2 separate regions of the Mus musculus genome follow, and region 2 is linked to region 1. Evidence: chromatin loops called from intact Hi-C (ENCODE). Cell type or tissue: heart. All regions are shown on one strand. Each heading gives the region's core, and the rest is flanking DNA. Links, peaks and the distances in the headings are about the cores only. Region 1 holds the start of Gm26289 (a small nucleolar RNA gene). Region 2 has its middle 110 kb from the start of Npy.

Region 1 (9,106 bases), core at 509-8,508:
AGCACATAGACCAGTGTGGCTGAGAGTGGTGCAGGCAGAAAGCTTAGGATGTCAAAGGCACCTTCTGCACCTTCACAAGGTCAGTGATGTAGGATAACCAAGGATGTAGGAAACACTGAGACAGTCAGAGACACAGACGAGGAGACAAAGGTGTGTGTGTTAAAGAAGGGAGTGGGGAGGCAAGCTGCTTCTCAGGAAGCTGGGGCAGACTGCTTCAAAAAATATTTTTTGTTTCATGTACATTAGTGTTTTGCCTGTATGAGAGTGTCAGATCCTCTAGAACTGAAGTTACAGTTTTGAGCTGCCATATGGGTGCTGGAAATGGAACCCTGGTCCTCTAGAATAACAACTGATGCTCTTAGCCACTAAGCCATCTCTCCAGCCCAGACTGCCTCAAATTTATGGCCAGCATGGGCTACATAGTTGCAGGTCAGCCAAAGCAGAGATACACATAAAACAACAAAAAAACAAAACAACAAAAAAGCCCTGCCCCTGGAGGCATTGTAGGTGTGGCTGCTACATCACCTGTGTGTCATGGGTGACAGAGGGGAGAGAGGCTATGTCTATGCTCAGTGTGTTGACATATGGATATCTGAATGATCAGTAGACTAACATTCTCTGGAACAAAAGCAAGCCTGAGACAACCACCAGTCTGGCACCAGGCAGGCCTAGACGGGTGACCAGGATGGGAAGCAGGCCAAAGACTAGAAGAACCCCACCTAGGAACACAGGCCCCAGGCAGGGGTGACCCTAAGACAGAGGCCACTTGGATGGGCCAGTAAAGGAGTGAGCCTGAAATGACCACCAGACTGGCACCAGGAGGCCTGATAGGGAGCTAGCCTGAGATGATTATGAGTCTGGTAGCCCCCTACCCCCAAACCTGGGGGAGGCAGACCACGCTGGAGATGACCCCTGCCAGGCACTATACTGCATGAGTAGAACATAGCACTCCTGAGATTACCTGAAACAACCCCAGACACTCAGAGACCCTGGGTGCCATGAAGTGGAGCAAGTAAGTGGTAGAGCAATGGGAGAGAAAGAGAGAAGAACATGGGCACAACAAAGAGAGGTAGGGCTGGAAACTTGAGGGTAATAAGGAACAGCCAGATGCCAGTAGCTGGTGATGCAACCTAGGATCATGGTGGGGTCCTGTGCTAACACTGGGGGTCACATCTGGGTCCGAGGCCCTGCAGTAGGAGGGATCTGTCACAACCAAAGGCCAGGTGGATGTCCCTGGTCTGGGCTGCCACTAAGGACACGTTGATGTCAGAGGGCTAAGCAGAGCTAGCCTCACCCTTCACCTGGGCATTGTGGGAGAGCTGGCCCTAGAGGCCTGAGAGCAGGAGAGCAGACCCCGCCCAGAGCCAGCCACAGTACTCAGGGGCCCAAACAGTGCAGGAGTTGGGGGTTAGCAGGCTCTAAGGATGCTAGCACATGGTAGGGCTGGCCCTACCGCTACCTGTCTCCCTGACGTGGTGTGGATGAGAGGGAGATACTTTTTTCCCACCTTGCCCCTCACCACCTGCAGAAGTCAGGATACCTGGCCCTGGACTCGTGAGAGCAGGGGAGCTGACCCTGTCTTTCACCAGCTGTAGTACAGCCCTGCACCTCACGTGGAACTGACCAAGATGACAGGAGTATGGGTGAGCCAGCCCTGAGGATGTGAGCATGGGAGAGTTAGCTCTGCCTTCCACCCGATGCATCAGTTGGGAGAGCAGGCCCTGAACCTTGCCTGGGCAGCATAGCAGAGCTGGTCCCCGATGTGAAGGTTGCAGGTGAGCTGGCCCTGCGCCTTGTCTGCTGGGCACTGGAGAGTAAGAAGGAATGACACCTTCTTCCCCTCCCCCACATCTATGGCTGATGAGAAATCTGGCCCTCAGGATTATGCGTGGGAGAGCTAGCCATGTTCCTAGCTGGCTGTAGCACTCAGGGCAGCAGTCCCTGCACCTCACCTGGGCACCTAGAGCTGGCACTGGTTGTGGGGGTTGAGGGTGAGCTAGCCCCAAGGGCATGAGAGCCCAGCAGGCAGGATGACCATCTCCGATGCCCCTCAGGCCCAGATCCAGGGCTTTCAATTGGTCCATCCCAATATCTACCCCATCATTGATCTGCTGGAGTGCAGGAAGGGGCTGGTTCTACAGATCCAAAACTACAGGATCTCCATGACACAGGGCAACAGCAGGATATCTGAGAGGCGTCCCAGTGAGGTTCCAGTGTAGATAGAGAGGCAGAAGGCAGGAGCTTCGTGCCAGACCAACGAGTCGTTGCAATGAGCATTTCAAACAAAGAAGTGTGGACAAAAGCGAATGCTGTGGGCATGCCAACACTATAGCTTCCACACAAGTTTTCTCTCTGTTGCAGGAAAAGGTTGTGGGGGGGGGCAGGTATGGGGAAGGGGGAGATGAGTGGGATTGGCATGCATGATGTGAAGTTCACAAAAAAAAATCAATAAAATGTTAAAATCTAAAACAAAATCAGAACAACAAGATAAGAACAACCCCATTCAACAGTGTTATTTAATTTCCAATAGAGAAGACATTGCAATCATTTAAGGAGTTAGGGAGGTCACACTTAGAACTGATCCAGGTGGCCTTTTCTTCCTAGTACAGAGCCGTCTGCCTTGGCTTCTGAGAGGTGCCTGGTCCCATGTTGCATGGACGTGGGACATCCAGGTGACCCACAGGGCTGACAAAGCTGCGATCACATTGTCAACCCATCAGCTGGAATCTACTCAGTAGTAATAAGATTCCCCAAAGCTTGGCTTGCTGGGCTCTGTCATCCAGCATCCATGGAAGAACTCCCAGGAGTTCTCAGCATTCTCAACCTACCTGAGTCTTCTCAGTCTTACCCACCAGGATGCTCCTGCAGAAAGGAGGTCAGGCCTCCCAAAGGGCTACCTGGGGCTGAAGTCGACTGTGGACTTCTGTGTCACTATTTTTAGTGTGCCTGCAGGTGTGCCCACACGTGTGACTTGTGTACTCATACATGTGTGTCCTTGTGTACATGCACGTGTATGCTCAATTTTATATGTGTGCAGTGCATGTCTACACATGTACTTCAGTCTCAAATGCCAGTTCACAGGTGCGGAACGCCTTGACTTTTGGACACAGGCTTTCTTTCCAAAGGCCATCGAGGTTGAAACGCACCTGTCTAGCTGGATGGTGGAGGCACATGCCTTTAATCAGGAGGACGATGAGGGGATCTCAGTGAGGTCTGGGTCAGCCCGATCTGCAGAGTGAGTTCTAGGATAACCAGGGCTCAATAGAGAAACCCTGTCTCAACCCCTCCAATAAAAGGAGGTGTATCTGTCGCCATCTCAAAGTGCCAGGTGACAAGCTTCTCCTTGGAATAAACTCAGATCTATCGTAGGAAGCAGGCACTGAATGGACAGACAGAGTTGTTGTCTCAGGCTCCGAGTGCTTCTGAATCTCACTCAGGCTGTAGATGTCACACTCTTGACTTGTAGCCCAGCCAACTCTCATTAAGGTCAGGAGGGCCAGGAACAGCAGTGTGTCTATTCAGCAGTCTATGCAGCTTCTTCCAGGGGGTTTCCCAGGGCAGCCAAAGGATGAAGGTATTTTGCTCCTTTAGTATGGCATGCATGAGGAAAAGGAAAGACAACATCACGTTAGGTAGGTGTACCAGTGGAAGCTCCTCCCATCCCTCATTAGTATGCGTTAAAGCAGGGACCCCAGCAAACTAGCTACACTAACGTGGTACTGCTATAGAACCACCACACGGGGGCAGTACAACATCAGTTTCTGACGGATTGCAGGACCAGCTGCCTTCCTGCCTTCCTTATTGGCAAGGACTGGGGTTTCTGTGCTCTCCAAACCTTCCTCCCTATTTCCTCACAAGGGACTATCGGGAGCACTAGCTACACAGCGTCCCAGTGCCTCCAAAAGAGCCAGCAGGGAGCACTGTCTGCACAGACCCTCAATGCCTCCCATAGGGCCAGCAGGGAGCACTTCACAGCTCCTCACCGCTGTGCACAAGGGAGGAACTTGATGCTCAGGCCAATTCCAGATGTGAGTCACAGGAAATAATTACTGCACATATGGGTGCCCAGCTTTCTTCTCTCCAACAGAGAGGACTTCTGATTCATGGGGAATATGTGGTTGCTATGAGCCGCCATGTCACTTCTCTCAGATTTGGGCACTAAGATTTGGGGGTGGGGGTGGGGTGGAATGGGGTTTGTTTTTTAAAGAGAGTGTCATGAATTCTAGACTGGCCTCAAACTCTCTATGTTAGAAGATGACCTTGACGGTCTGGTTCTCTTATCTCCACCCCCACAATCTTAGGATTCTGGCCATGAACCACCTGACTTGATTTGATGCTGGCCAAGAACCCAGGGACTCCAGCAGGCTAGGCACACTGAGTGATAGCACTAGGCCTGTTGGTTTTCTTCAAAGATTTTTGGGATACAACTGGGGTGCACTGATGCTTGAGTGTACATTTATTAGAAGGGGAGGTGGGCATTGTGGGTATAGTGTGGTAAGTGGATGTGTAACACTGCAGGCTCCCCTCCCCCTTCCCTATCCCCCCTCCCCCACCCCGCCTTTAGCAGCACACTGCCACTGAAGCCTCGAAGGCTCAGGACTGACTTCTTGGTTTCCAGTCCCAATGGCACCGCTTACCAGTATGAGATCTCGGCCATGTTAGCGAACCTCCGTCCTCGTGCAGCCCATGTTACACAGAAAGTGAAGTCACTACTTGGTCACGTGAGAGCGGGTCCCCTCTGAGAGCCCTGGTGTCAGAAGCCATGCAGTCACGCTGAGCCATTTCCCAGTGGCTGACTCTTCCCCGCCCTGCCCTCTGCATAGGAAAGTTGTTTGGTCTGCGGTGGGCACTCAAATATGGATTGAGCCTGGCTGCCTGTCACTGTCTGAAAACTTCTCAACAAACTATCACATGGGTTCTGCTGCCAGACAGAGTATTTCATATATCACCCAAACTAGGGTGCTGTTAATAATTACAGTGGGAAAACAGTTTAATCCAGGATGGCTCTGGTCAGTGAAGCAGAGTGTATGGTGACCTGTGCTATGACTCTCTGACACAGGAGAAGGAATCAAGACAGCAGGTTCACTAACATGGCCTCTTTGGTTGACGGTTTAGTCTCTGGGAGCTCTTGGGGAGTGGGGGGTTCTGGTTGGTTGATATTGTTGTTCCTCCTTGGGATTGCAAACCCCTTCAGCTCCTCAGTCCTCCTCCTAACTCCTCCATTGGGGCCCCCATGCTCTGTCTGATCATTGGCTGTGAGCATCTGCATCTGTATTGGTCAGGATCTGGCAGATGTCGATTCTTTTACACAAAAATAGTAGGTTATTTTCTGACTTCCACTTGGTGCTCAATTGCCGTCATACATTCCAAGACTGTGTAGTCTGCTTGGACTCAGTAGAGACTTCTACAAATGGTGGCTAGATACCATGGGTTAGTATTATAGAGGTCTTCTGGGGGGTTTTTGGTCTGGGTTTTTTGTTTGTTTGTTCTTGTTTTTTTGCCCAATCTGACTGTTGATGCTAACAGTTCCTGAGAGAAGTACTGAAGTCAGTTTTCATTTAAATGTGTCTCTCGTTGCAGTCCGGCCTGGCTTTGTTTCAGGCACTTGGTACATTCACAGTTATGGTTGTTCTGTTGTCTTGGAGAACTATCCCCTGGTCATTTTGTGGTAGTGGTTCTCCCTGCTAACAGCCATTGTTCTAAAGTCTGCTTATAAGTGTGCTCTTTAAATTCCTTTATTTTATTGTATTTCTTTTATGTCCATGAGTGCTTTGCCTGTATGTCTGTCTGTCTGTGTACTACATCCATACCTGGTGCTTGAGAGTCCAGAAGAGGGCATCAGATCTCCTGGTACTGGAGTTACAGACAATTATAAGCTACCATATGAGGGGAGGGAATTGAACCCAGATGCTGGAGAGGATGTGGAGAAAGAGGAACACTCATCCATTGTTGGTGGGATTGCAAGCTTGTACAACCACTCTGGAAATCAGTCTGGCGGTTCCTCAGAAAATTGGACATAGTACTACCGGAGGATCCAGCAATACCTCTCCTGGGCATATATCCAGAAGATGCCCCAACTGGTAAGAAGGACACATGCTCCACTATGTTCATAGCAGCCTTATTTATAATAGCCAGAAGCTGGAAAGAACCCAGATGCCCCTCAACAGAGGAATGGATACAGAAAATGTGGTACATCTACACAATGGAGTACTACTCAGCTATTAAAAAGAATGAATTTATGAAATTCCTAGCCAAATGGATGGACCTGGAGGGCATCATCCTGAATGAGGTAACACATACACAAAGGAACTCTCACAATATGTACTCACTGATAAGTGGATATTAGCCCAAAACCTAGGATACCGAAGATATAAGATACAATTTGCTAAACACATGAAACTCAAGAAAAATGAAGACTGAAGTGTGGACACTATGCCCCTCCTTAGAAGTGGGAACAAAACACCCTTGGAAGGAGTTACAGAGACAAAGTTTGGAGCTGAGATGAAAGGATGGACCATGTAGAGACTGCCATATCCAGGGATCCACCCCATAATCAGCATCCAAACGCTGACACCATTGCATACACTAGCAAGATTTTATCAAAAGGACCCAGATGTAGCTGTCTCTTGTGAGACTATGCCGGGGCCTAGCAAACACAGAAGTGGATGCTCACAGTCAGCTAATGGATGGATCACAGGGCTCCCAATGAAGGAGCTAGAGAAAGTACCCAAGGAGCTAAAGGGATCTGCAACCCTATAGGTGGAACAACATTATGAACTAACCAGTACCCCGGAGCTCTTGACTCTAGCTGCATATGTATCAAAAGATGGCCTAGTCGGCCATCACTGGAAAGAGAGGCCCATTGGACTTGCAAACTTTATATGCCCCAGTACAGGGGAACGCCAGGGCCAAAAAGGGGGAGTGGGTAGGCAGGGGAGTGGGGGTGGGTGGGTATGGGGGACTTTTGGTATAGCATTGGAAATGTAAATGAGCTAAATACCTAATAAAAAATGGAAAAAAAAAAAACTTCGGGGAATCTTGGAGTCGCCTCACCCTGCTGGAATTGAAGACTTGTCACCTTGTGTCTGTGTCTGGACCGTTCTACCAGACTCCGGAAGGATGAGCACCCGGCCTCTTCTCACGCTCCAACAGCTGGCATCCAGGGACTGGCGAGTAATGAAGACTCCGCCGTCTCTGCTCTGGAGCACCCGCCCAAAGTGTTCTTCAGCCCTGTTCAAGGAGGCCTTCATTAAGAGACGCAGGAAAATTGTGAAGCACATGGTAGCGACTTGGCCCTACCCAAACCTCTATATTGGCCCCTTGATGGACAGCTACCATGTTGATACCTTCCAGGCTGTGTGGGACGGAGTGGATGGGCTGAGTGGCCAGAAGGTTCAGCCTAGGAGCTATAGACTGAAAGAGCTCAATTTGGTGGATGTCAAACATTGACTTCCTGGAAGTATGGATTCCAACACGGGATCTTCTCCGAGTTCCAGAGGAGGAAGAGGAGAAATTTCACACAACAGTGCTGGTGCAACCACTAAGTGTTCATGCTGACTATGTCTTCCTGTTCCCCCTTCTCAAACAGTACCATGAGCACTTCTTTCGGTGGGTTAGGCAGAGATTAAATACAATGCCCTTCTTTTCTTATAATTTGGTACCAAAAAAAGAAATGAAATTGAGACAGGACAAGGTATTGCATTCCTTGGGATATCATGGGATCTGTAGTTACATGCAGGTGGTTTTAAGCCACCTGGCATGGGTGCTCTGAAAGAGCAGTCTGTGCTCTTAACTCTTTAGGCAACTCTCTAGCCTGAAAATAATCATGTTGTGACATGGGCTGGCTTAGAACTCACTGTGTAGACCACTTCCCTCAGCTTCTGCCTATGGAGTGTTGATAGGAGACAGTGCACAGCCATGCCTGGCTTCTTGATGTTTGTTTGTTTGTTTGTTTGTTTGTTTGTTTGTTTTTATGTTCTTTCTTGATGTTTTTGTATGTTTGCCCAGGCTTGACTCAAAGATATGACAACAGTGTTTCTGTCTCTTGTTGTCTTTTTTCATTGGTTATGTTATTTTACATTTCAAATGTTATCCTCTTCTCATTTTCCCTTCCGCAAACCCTCTATTCCATCCCCATAAATACAAACTTCTGTAGCTTAGCGTTAACTCTGTAGCAGTCCATGCAAAATGTCCTTGCAAGCGCACATACCCTATTACCTTCTGCAACTCCCATACCCGGCATTCTGTTACACATGCAGGTTGCTCTCAACAGTTACATAGTAGCAACTTACACAGAAAAGGTTCCTTTCTGCAGCTACACCATTGATGTCAACAGGCAGTTAGCGTTTCCAGTGCCTTTCTTCACAGTCTGAGAACAGCTCTCCCCTGGGGTTAGTTCCCTTGTAAAGCTTGGCAGCTATCAGACCAGGCAGACCGGAACTGCTGTAGGCAAATTCCTGAACTTTCCTCCTTGAGAGACTTGATTCACCTTCATTCTTGAGAGTATGCTGTTGTTCCGACGCCTTTCGACTCTGTGGTTTTTGGAGAGAAAGCCAGGATGGCGGCTCTGTATAGAATGTATTAATTTTTTTACTAGCTGCCCTCAAGATTTCTGTTTGTTTGTTTGTTTCATATATTAAGTGATAAAGTGCCTAGGAACTTTAATTTTATTTTATTATAAAATAATAATAATTCTCAGCTTGGGAATAGCTGAGTCTCCTAATATATACTTACAGGGTTCTTTTTGTGTTTTTGTTTTGTTTTGTTTTTTTAAATCTGCAATTGTTTCACCCATTATTTCTTCAAATATCTTTCTTCTTATTTTTTTTTTACCTCTTAGTCTTGGATTCTAATGGTATGTATACTTGACCTTGACCTTTTGGTAGTCTTACCAGTCACTGTTACCTTCCCATGAATGAATCTGAGTTGAAGGATGAATGATGTGATTAAAACACCAGATGGAGTTCATATTGGAATGTCATCGGCACTGTGAGGCATTAAGGAGGTAGAACAGATGTGGATAATTATGGTTTCTTTGGAAAGCCAGTTATGTCCAATGGTGTTTTGCTGGGACAGACACATGAAGGAGTGTTTTCCTAAATCGGAC
Region 2 (9,106 bases), core at 396-8,395, 600 kb after region 1:
TCGAATAGTATTTTAGCCATATGAAAACTTTAATAAAAGTTTGAACAACTAATACCCACATGCTGTATGCGAAACAACTATCCTCGCTTCTTTATAAGAGTATAGAGACTCAGGGTAGGGAAAGCAGAAAAGTGAAGCAGCAATTTTTGTTTTATTTGATTGTTTTGTTTTGTTTTGTTTGGATGTCAGCCTAAAGAAAAGGCAAAAATGGCTGGTATGACAATTTCCTGAAAAATACTGGTTTTTAGAATCCCTTATTGAAAAAAACTTAAAATAGTTTTCTCTAACAGAAATAAATTGATAAGCATCTTCATCCTTCCGCCATCTATCTCTGTATACATCATTTCCTCGAAGAAGTACGGACTGTGCTTTGTAACTTGTTTTTGCACTCTGGCGTGTTGTGAGCATTCTTCTTTGTCAATAAAAGCATTCCTTCGCCACAGCTGATGAGAACTCCATGAACAAAACCACACGTTGTGCTTCCTTCAGTCTTCCTCTTTACACACCCAGGTAAGGCACACACTTATTTACACACTTAGGCAAGGCACTGAGTCATTTTCACACCTAGGTAAGGTACAAGTTTATTTACACATTTTTATAGACCTATACAATGTTATTTACACACCTAGGTAAGGCACAAGTTTACTTACATACATATGTAAGGCACAGGTTACTCACATGCCTAGGTAAGAAACAGGTTATTTACAGGGTAGATTTGATTAGAAAACAACATTGTTTCCTTAATATCTCCAACAGTCATTTCCTACAAGTGAATTTAACATGGAATGTTTACTAGTTTATTGGTATCTATTTCTTAGTGTGCATAGTTTTTTTAAATATAACCTGAGATCTGGGTATAAAAGATCAAGCTAGGTTGGATATTTGGATATTTTACTCTCTCTCTCCCTCCTCCCTCTCCCTCTCCCTCTTCTCCCTCTCCTCCCTCTCCCTCTCCTCCCTCTCCTCCCTCTCCTCCCTCTCCCTCTCTTCCCTCTCTCTCTCCCCCTCCCTCTCCCCCTCTCTCAACTAGATTTCTGTGGTTAAATTAATGTGAACCAGCTTATACTTAGACACAAAATTTTCTTGGGAGCTTTAATATTGTCTTGAGTTCTGCATGTAGGTATATGAAACCATAGTATTAAACAGTAAGAATTTGTACCTGTAAAACTTACACAGGTAAAACTCTAAAATAGTGCTATATAAATAAATTTATTGTTTAGTATAAAGGACGATTAGGAATAGAACACATCAAAGTTGCAGGAAAATGTTTGTAAAAAGTAAAAATGAGAATAAAATATTTTCTTAAAAAAATCTCTGATGACAAAGTGTGTTAGTGTGTGTGTGTGTGTGTGTCTGTGTGTGTGTGTGTGTGTGTGTGTATGTGTGTGTAAGAGAGGGGGAGAGACAGAGACAGAGACAGAGAGAGACAGAGAGAGATCCATATGGAATTGGAATTGTGTCAAACAACCAAACAACCTTGCAAAGGAAACAGGCAGCACAGGGAAGAAGCAGCTCCAGAAGACAGCAGTGTGGCGGGCTCTGGATCCTGACAGTCAGTGGGAAAGACACACCAAGACAAAGCAGAGAGTAGCATGGCGCTTACCAGTGACTCTGGAGAAAAGGGAAGCTGGTTAGGACAGACACAGCCACAGCTAGAGGAAGGCGTGTGCTCAAGTGAGCTATGACAGAAGAGCCATTACAGTTCCCAGGATAGCAGGGCTCCAGTACCCAGAGGGAGCAGAAAGGGTTCCAAATAGTTCATCATAAAGGAATAACAGATGGAATGCTGGGTAAGATGATGATAATAATAATAATAACAACAATAGTGATGATAATAATAAAAGTAATGACGGATGGGATGATGGGTAAGCTAATAATAATAATAATAATAATAATAATAATAATAATGACAAGTGGAATAAAGGATAATCTAAGACTGATGATTTGATGATAATAGAATGTACAATGTGTCAAAACATTACCCTGTGCCTCATAATATTTTATAGTAATTATCTGTCAGTTAAAATTGTGCTTTTATCCGCATGGTCTCTTTCCTCGCCATCTTGGATTCAAACCTGGTAACACTCCTCCTAAGTGAAAATTTATTAAATGAAAAACAATTTTCTTGTATTTTTGCTTTATTTTAACTAAATTTTTAAAAATATTGATTGATTGATTGATTGATTGGTTGATTTATGTTTCTGTGGATGATTTGGCTAGCATGCATGTGGGGGGTAAATGACAGTTTCTTTTTATCTTTTCTTAAAGAAAACTAGTTTTTAAAAATATCTTATATAAATAAGTTGTATTTAATTTTTTAAAAATTATTGCTTTTTTATTGATATTTTTAATATAATCACATCGTTTCTCCCTTCTTTTTTCTCCCTCCAAGTTTTTCCATATACCCCTCCTTTCTCTCCTTCAAACTCATATCCTCTTTTTCATTAGTTGTTGTCACATCCATATATATATATATATATATATATATATATATGTGTGTGTGTGTGTGTGTGTGTGTGTGTGTGTATACATACATATTCCTAAACACATCTGCTTAGTCTGCATAGCCTCATGTGCATGTATGTTTTCGGGGCTGACCATTTGGCATGGGATAACCAATCAGTGTGTTCTCTGGAGGAGACTCTTCCTCCCAGTCTCAGCCTCTAGTAGTTGCCTGTAGTTCTTAGTGTAGGAAGAAGGCCTCATGGAGTCTTCACACCAGACTCACATCCACCTTAGCATGTCTGTTAGTGTCATCTTTGTTCAACTCATGTTTAGAAGGCCATGTTGGTGAGACTATGTGTGCAGCTTCCGACATTTCTAAAAGACTCACTATCACAGCCAACTCCCTGATCCTTTGGTTTTTTACACTCTTCCCACCCCCTCTTCTGAAATATCCCTGACCCTTAGGTGCCAGAGTTGTTTGGTAGATGTATCCATGGGACTGGCTGAGTTCCACAAGTCTGCATTCAGATTGGCTGTAGTTTTCTCTAGTGATCTCTGTTTGTTGCAAAGAGTAGTTTCCTTGGTGAGAGGTGAACACTACACTTATCTGCCGTATAAGAATAAATATTTAGAATGTAGTAAGAATCATACGGGTTTAGTAAAGTGGTGGTTGTGGGCTTTCCTCCGAGATCCATGACTCCTCCAGCCCTGGACAGTTGGCTAGGCTCCCAGTTCCAAGCATGGTTTTTCTTCTTCTTAAGAGGAAGTCCAATTAGAGAGCTGTTGGTTATCTCCAAGGTATGCGTGCCACTACTGCACTCTCAGGTTAGCTTGCCGTGCTGGTCACTGTTGTGGTTCATCGTTACCATGGCTGGGTACAAAGGCTGGTTGATTCCTTCCTTTGGAAACCTGCATGGCAGCTTCTGGTGCCATGGAAGCTAGGGCAGAGGACAACTTTGGAGGGTCAGTTCTCACCTAGCATTGATTTAGTTTGCTTTGTTTTGTTTGAGATGGAGTCTCACTCTGTAATCCAGGCTAACTGGAATTTGAGATCCCCCTGTTTCCGAAGTGCTGGGAGCACAGGCATAAACTGCCACACTGGGTTTCATCCATTTTTAGTGAAATAAAAGATTACTTTAGGGGCTGGAGAGATGGCTCAGCGGTTAAGAGCACTGACTGCTCTTCCAGAGGCTCCGTGTTCAATTCCCAGCACCTACATGGTGGCTCACAACCTTCTATAATGGGATCCAATGCCCTCTTCTGGTGTGTCTGAAGACAGCTACAGTGTACTCATATACATTAAATAAATAAATAAATAAATAAATAGTCTAATCTAACCTCAAGTCAAGATATATGACCAGTGCTCACAGATGAAAACACTTCAGCAGGATGCTTTAGGAGGTGGGTGGTTGTTTAAGTGATACACAATGGGAAAATAATAAATGCAATTTGTAGATCAAACGAGGCAAAGGGAAAGAAAAGGGCGGGTGGTGGGTGTAGAAGGGTACAGGGTAAAAAAAGGAGACAGTGAATGGTTGAATCCGATGATGCTTTGGGGCTTTTCAATGCACTCAAACTACACTGAATAATAAAAAAGAAGCAGAGGAACGTCACTTTGGAGAGTCCTAAGGTGGTTCAGGAAAACATGCAAAAGCTTTCCATGCAGACCTCAAACTGAGGAGCCACGGCCTGCACACCCTGTCTGTCCCCTTTGCTCCCTGAATAGAAACTGTTATGTCAAGTGAACAGAGTGAGCCCTTAGAGGGATACCATAGCATCAGCCTAGGATTTCTCACGGAGTGCTTCATTGCTGTTCATTTTATTTTAACAAAACAATCATTATGCCAAAAATTAGGTAGACATGCCACTGTCTGAAAACAAGTTTAACTTTCCAGAACATTGGGAGGAACTACAATGCCTTAACTGGAAATCTCTCTGTCATGTACGTCTGTACAAATACCCCGGTGTCTGGAACGAGGCATGAGTCGTTCAGAAATGAGGAATGTGGTTTGGGATATGTCACTTGTATGGGTCATTTCACTCTCTTGGATAAAGCCCAGGACTCTTTCATAATGAGACTGCGTTTTAATTTTTCTAATTTTAATTTCCATTAAGGAGACAATTTACGGGTAACTCAGAGATGTATGCAGTACAGGATGGATTTCAGATAACTGTGGGATGCAGAATGCACACACAAAAACGGTTACAGAGAAGCATTGTGGCTATTACATTTGTCATGGGTCTCAGAATGCCACAATCGCTCACTGGTGTGTAGCCCCTTTGATGATCACAGCTCCATCATATTCACAGGCATTTACATATTTACAGATGTAAGCATTCCGTTTGTTAGAGCATGGGAAACTTTTGACATTAGGAAGTAAACATGCCTTAGATATGACTTGCTAATTGCTTGGCGTTGGCTGTTAAGCAGCCAGCAGCATCTTTTGAGAGGGAATGAGGGGCAAGGGTGAATGCAGTGCTCAATAGACTAGACTACATCTTCCAAGTGGAGCAAACCTCGGGTCCTCTCATGTTTAAGTCATATTACTATACGCTTAGCACCTCAACCAAGTCAGAAACAGAGGGAAGCAAGAAAGAGTAATTTTAATTTTGCCGCCAAGTATGTGGGAAATAGAAAACAATATATATTTTAAAAATACATGAGAAGAGAACCTTAGAGAGACTCTAAAAATGGAGCACACTTTTTGGAGTTCTTTAAACACCCCAGCAACCACAACCAAAGCTCAAAGGGGAGAGAAACCTTCGATGATTTTTTTTTTTTTTTTGGATGACAAAGGTGGGGGCCGGAGGGCAGAGCATAAGGAAAGTTGTGGCTAGCTTCTCTGCAGTTTCCTGTGAATTTATTGGGTGTGTGCTCTCCGCTCTGTCATACATTATGCACTCCCTCTAGTGTCAGAGTTTGTATATGATCCTGAACCTAGTTTGACAAAGTGTTGCTGTAGACATTAGAACAGAGTTCAGGCTCCTAATTATGCCATATTTCAAAGATATTAAAGGCCACCCAATAGCACAAAGAGCAGCCCTCTGTGAAGTCTCCCGGCTCAGAAAGGATGCATATTTTAACCTGTGCTATAGAGAGACTCTTCATAGCCCTTTCTCCTCTTCCTCCTCCTCCTCCATAAATAAGCCCAGTGCTTTATTAAGGTTTTAAAGTCCTTTAATAAACCGAAGTATTTATTACATTCTAAATTCTCCAGCAAAAAGAAACCCCTGCACAAATTCAAATGACCCACCGTACGTGAGGGACATCTCAGTTAGGAAGTCAAGCCTGCAGACATGTGAAATGTATTGCGGAGATTTTGTTTGCGTTCACTACCTGGCTGTCTCCCCAGCCTTTCAGGAACCAGAAATTAAGATGCACATCACAAAATCTGCCCATGCTAGGTCCCCTCTTTCTCCTCCCTGGCTCTTCCATCTCTTTTCCTCCCAATGCAGAGGCCAGTAGGAAAGTTGACAGATACCAAATCTTAGCAGCCGGGGGTGGGGGTGGGGGGTGGGGGTGGGGGTGGGGTGGGGGGGTGGGGGTGGGGTAGGGGTGGGGTGGGGGGGTGGGGGCTGGATGACCTGCAGCTAACCCCCATCTCCTCCTAGTGGCTTAGGAAAAGCCATGCGACCTTATTCTGGCCAATGACACACATTAGGGGAAAATTTTCACTCCTCCAGGCAAGCCTCCAGAAACTATACTTTATTCTATTTCATTTTATTTGGACGTGTGCCGATGTAAAGCCTTGGACTATGGCGGATGTCCTGTCACTCAGCATGAGGAAGAGGTGGATGTAGTGCTTATTTGGGGTACAGGAGGGCGCTGTGGCCGAAGCGTATGGAGAACCACATTCTAGAGCTCACTTTCTGACTGGACCTATTGGTATACACACCACTTATAGGCTATACATAGCACTGTTCAAGCCAGCTTGTGATTTTTATTGCTTCTAGTTTCACATTTTAATTCTTGTCATATTTAAGAAAGCCATCCTCTGATATTGAAAACCCAATTTACATATAAACCCAATTGTACACTCAGCCTCCTGCTGTTCTAGAAAACACAGTAGAGGACAACGGTCAGTTAGTGAAGGCTGTGTCCATTATGTACTATTCTATACAAATCACCCCAAATTCAATAGCTCAAATGGTTGTAATTAACATTTATTCTCTCAGCATTTCTGTGACCTAGGACTCAGAAGCTGCCTGGCTTTGTGGCTTCTGTGAAAGCATCCACAGGAGACAGATTTATCTGACAGCTTGACAGTTTTTGTCTGTGGCTGTTAGGGTGTCCCCAGGACATGACAACTGACTTCTCTCAGGAACCATTCTCCTCTGATTTTCAGAAACCACAGGACATGGTTCTTCACTATGTTTCACTCATTAGAATGGAGTTTCTGAGTTTGGGGGGGGGAGGGAGAGGAGGAGGAAGAAGAAGAGAAGGAGGAAGAGGAGGAAGAGGGGGAAGAGGAGGAAGAGGAGGAGGAAGAGGAGGAAGAAGTCTAATAAAATTTTAATGCACTTTAAATTTTAAGTATTCTTTAATTAATAAATTTTATTATGGATTATATTTAGGTTTACAGAAAATTTTATGAGAAGGTACATGGCTCCCATGAGCCCCCTGTCCTCACACACAGTCTCTCCTACCACCAGCATCCACACCCAGGGAACTTATTTGTCATAATCAGTGAACCTTTCCTGACCCATCATTTTTGTCCAAAGTCTACGGTCCACATTGGGTTGGTCCTGTGGAGTCCATGGGTGTATGACATTTAGTCACCATTTACCTTTGTAATATCATACAAAATAGGTTCGTTGCTCTAAAAATTCTCCACTCTGCCTCAGTAACTTTTATATCCCACAATCCTTGACATGCATGGATCTTTTTGCTGAGTCATCGTGTACTCCTTTCCAGACTGTTGGCTGGCTGGTATCAAGCCACTAATATTTTTCTCAGGTTGCCTTCCCTCTCTTAAAAAGATGCATTTGAGCTTTCTCTGTTTCTTTTCCCAAAGTATGAGGTCATTCCTTTATATGCTAAGTCCTATCCACTGGCTGAACGTATCACAGTTTATTTCTCTATGCATCTACTGAAGGTCAGCTGGATTGCCTCCAAGGGATGGTGTTTAATTTTCTAACAAACAGCCAATCCGTCTTTCCAAGTGGCTGTGTCTTCATTTGCAGTTGACTGTGTTTTGGATTTGGATATTTTGCATAGTTGCATCTCATTCTTTTAATTTGCAATTTTCTCCTCTCGCATTAGGTTACATTTGCTTCATTTGCTCACTGGCTGGCTGCGCACCTTTGCTGAAGTGTCTGTTCAGGTGCTATTACGGTTTTTAAATTGGTTTAAAATTTTCCCTATTGTTGAATTTTAGGTGTTATTTGAATATTGGGGAAAACAGCTTTAATTAGCTCTTCTGCTTGTTGCTCTTGGAGTCAAGAGTCACTGTGTAACCTAATTAGCTCCAAACTCACCCCCCTCCTGCTTTGGCCTCCCCAGTATGGCCTTTGGAGTGGTTCTAGACCATCTTCAGCTTTGGAATAAAGAGCACAGCTTTGTCAGATGTGCTCTTTTGAGGAATTGCCTCTCCCAGCCTGACACCTGTTTTCTCCTTGTTCTGACACAGCCACTTCTGAAGCAGCACTTTTCAGTGAAGTTCAGCTTCTCAAAGAAACGCCATGCTGTACCCAGGCCATTTAGACTTTCTCCTGCATTGTCTCCCAGCAGTTTTCAGTCCTCCCTGACAGTGAGAGGATTGTAAACTGTGACACCTTCAGCTGTCAGTCTGGACTTATCTAACCCCGGGTGCCTGGTGGTTTCAGCACTGTTTCCTGAAGAGATGTCTTTTTTTTTTTTATATAGTATTGCCATTTTCAGATTCCAAATATAGACTCTTTTCTGCCAAGGAGACCTATTGGTCTCCTCTTTTACTACCTTTGTGACACAAAAGAGTCCTATTTGGTTCTAAGATGGAGTTTGAGTAACAAGAAGCCTTGAGTTTTCAATAAATGACGATGGCACAAATTGATGATGATGATGATGGTGATGATAAACAACCCACAAGATTGTTGTTTTGGAATGAGTTAAATTTACAATAGCTGCTATATATCCAAAAGAGATGTCTTAATGACTGTTGGCTACAAGCCTGGAGCTGGGCTGGCACGGTGATGTGTATGTGGTATTGAAAGCCTGAGGACAAGACTGCACTGTGGAGGAGATAAAATGGCAAGAGAAGATATCTGAGGATCAAATTTGTACATGCCCATGTTAAAGAGGGAAGAGCCAGAAGACACCTGCAAACAAGGTCATGGAGTGGTTGAGGAAGAGACACCCAGAGTGGTATCCTGGAGGCAGAATCAACAAACTTAACAGAGTGTTTCTTCTAGGACATGGGAATCTATTGCTAAATAATATTCATATGATGAGTTAAGTGGCTAGTAAGAAATTCCATTGGATTTGGTAAAATGGAATTCATTGGTTTGATTTGAATTGATTCGATTGATTTAATGAAATGGCCCCATAGGCTCATAGAAAGTGGTACTATTAGGATGTATGGCTTTATTAGAATAGGTATAGGCTTGTTGGAAGAACTATGTCACTGGAGGTGAGCTTTGAGATTTCAAGCACTCAAGCCAGGTACCGTGTTGCTTTCTCTTC

Evidence for each region. A loop is a pair of places that touch in the nucleus more often than their neighbours do. Peaks named below come from ENCODE experiments on the same cell type or tissue, not always from the same donor. Only the 100,000 strongest peaks of a DNase experiment are listed, where the experiment ranks them.
Region 2: it touches region 1 in a loop (2.5-fold over the local background); 9 of 42 quality-filtered maps call a loop at or near these places.

The regions. Positions count from the first base shown.
Region 1 is chr6:50,531,414-50,540,519 of GRCm38, reverse strand. It overlaps Gm31279 (a long non-coding RNA gene), which reads right to left. Exons shown (of 4, transcript XR_377652.4): 2 at 7,054-7,230; 3 at 4,638-4,747; 4 at 2,505-3,585. Gm26289 (a small nucleolar RNA gene) reads left to right here and starts at 486; the gene lies at 486-616. In heart, for the core only: a CTCF peak has its summit at 3,725 (motif pointing right); a DNase peak (open chromatin) is centred at 3,869.
Region 2 is chr6:49,926,504-49,935,609 of GRCm38, reverse strand. No RefSeq gene overlaps it. Among named protein-coding and RNA genes, the nearest start is that of Npy, 110 kb to the right of the region's middle. In heart, for the core only: a CTCF peak has its summit at 5,353; no DNase peak of the experiment used is centred there.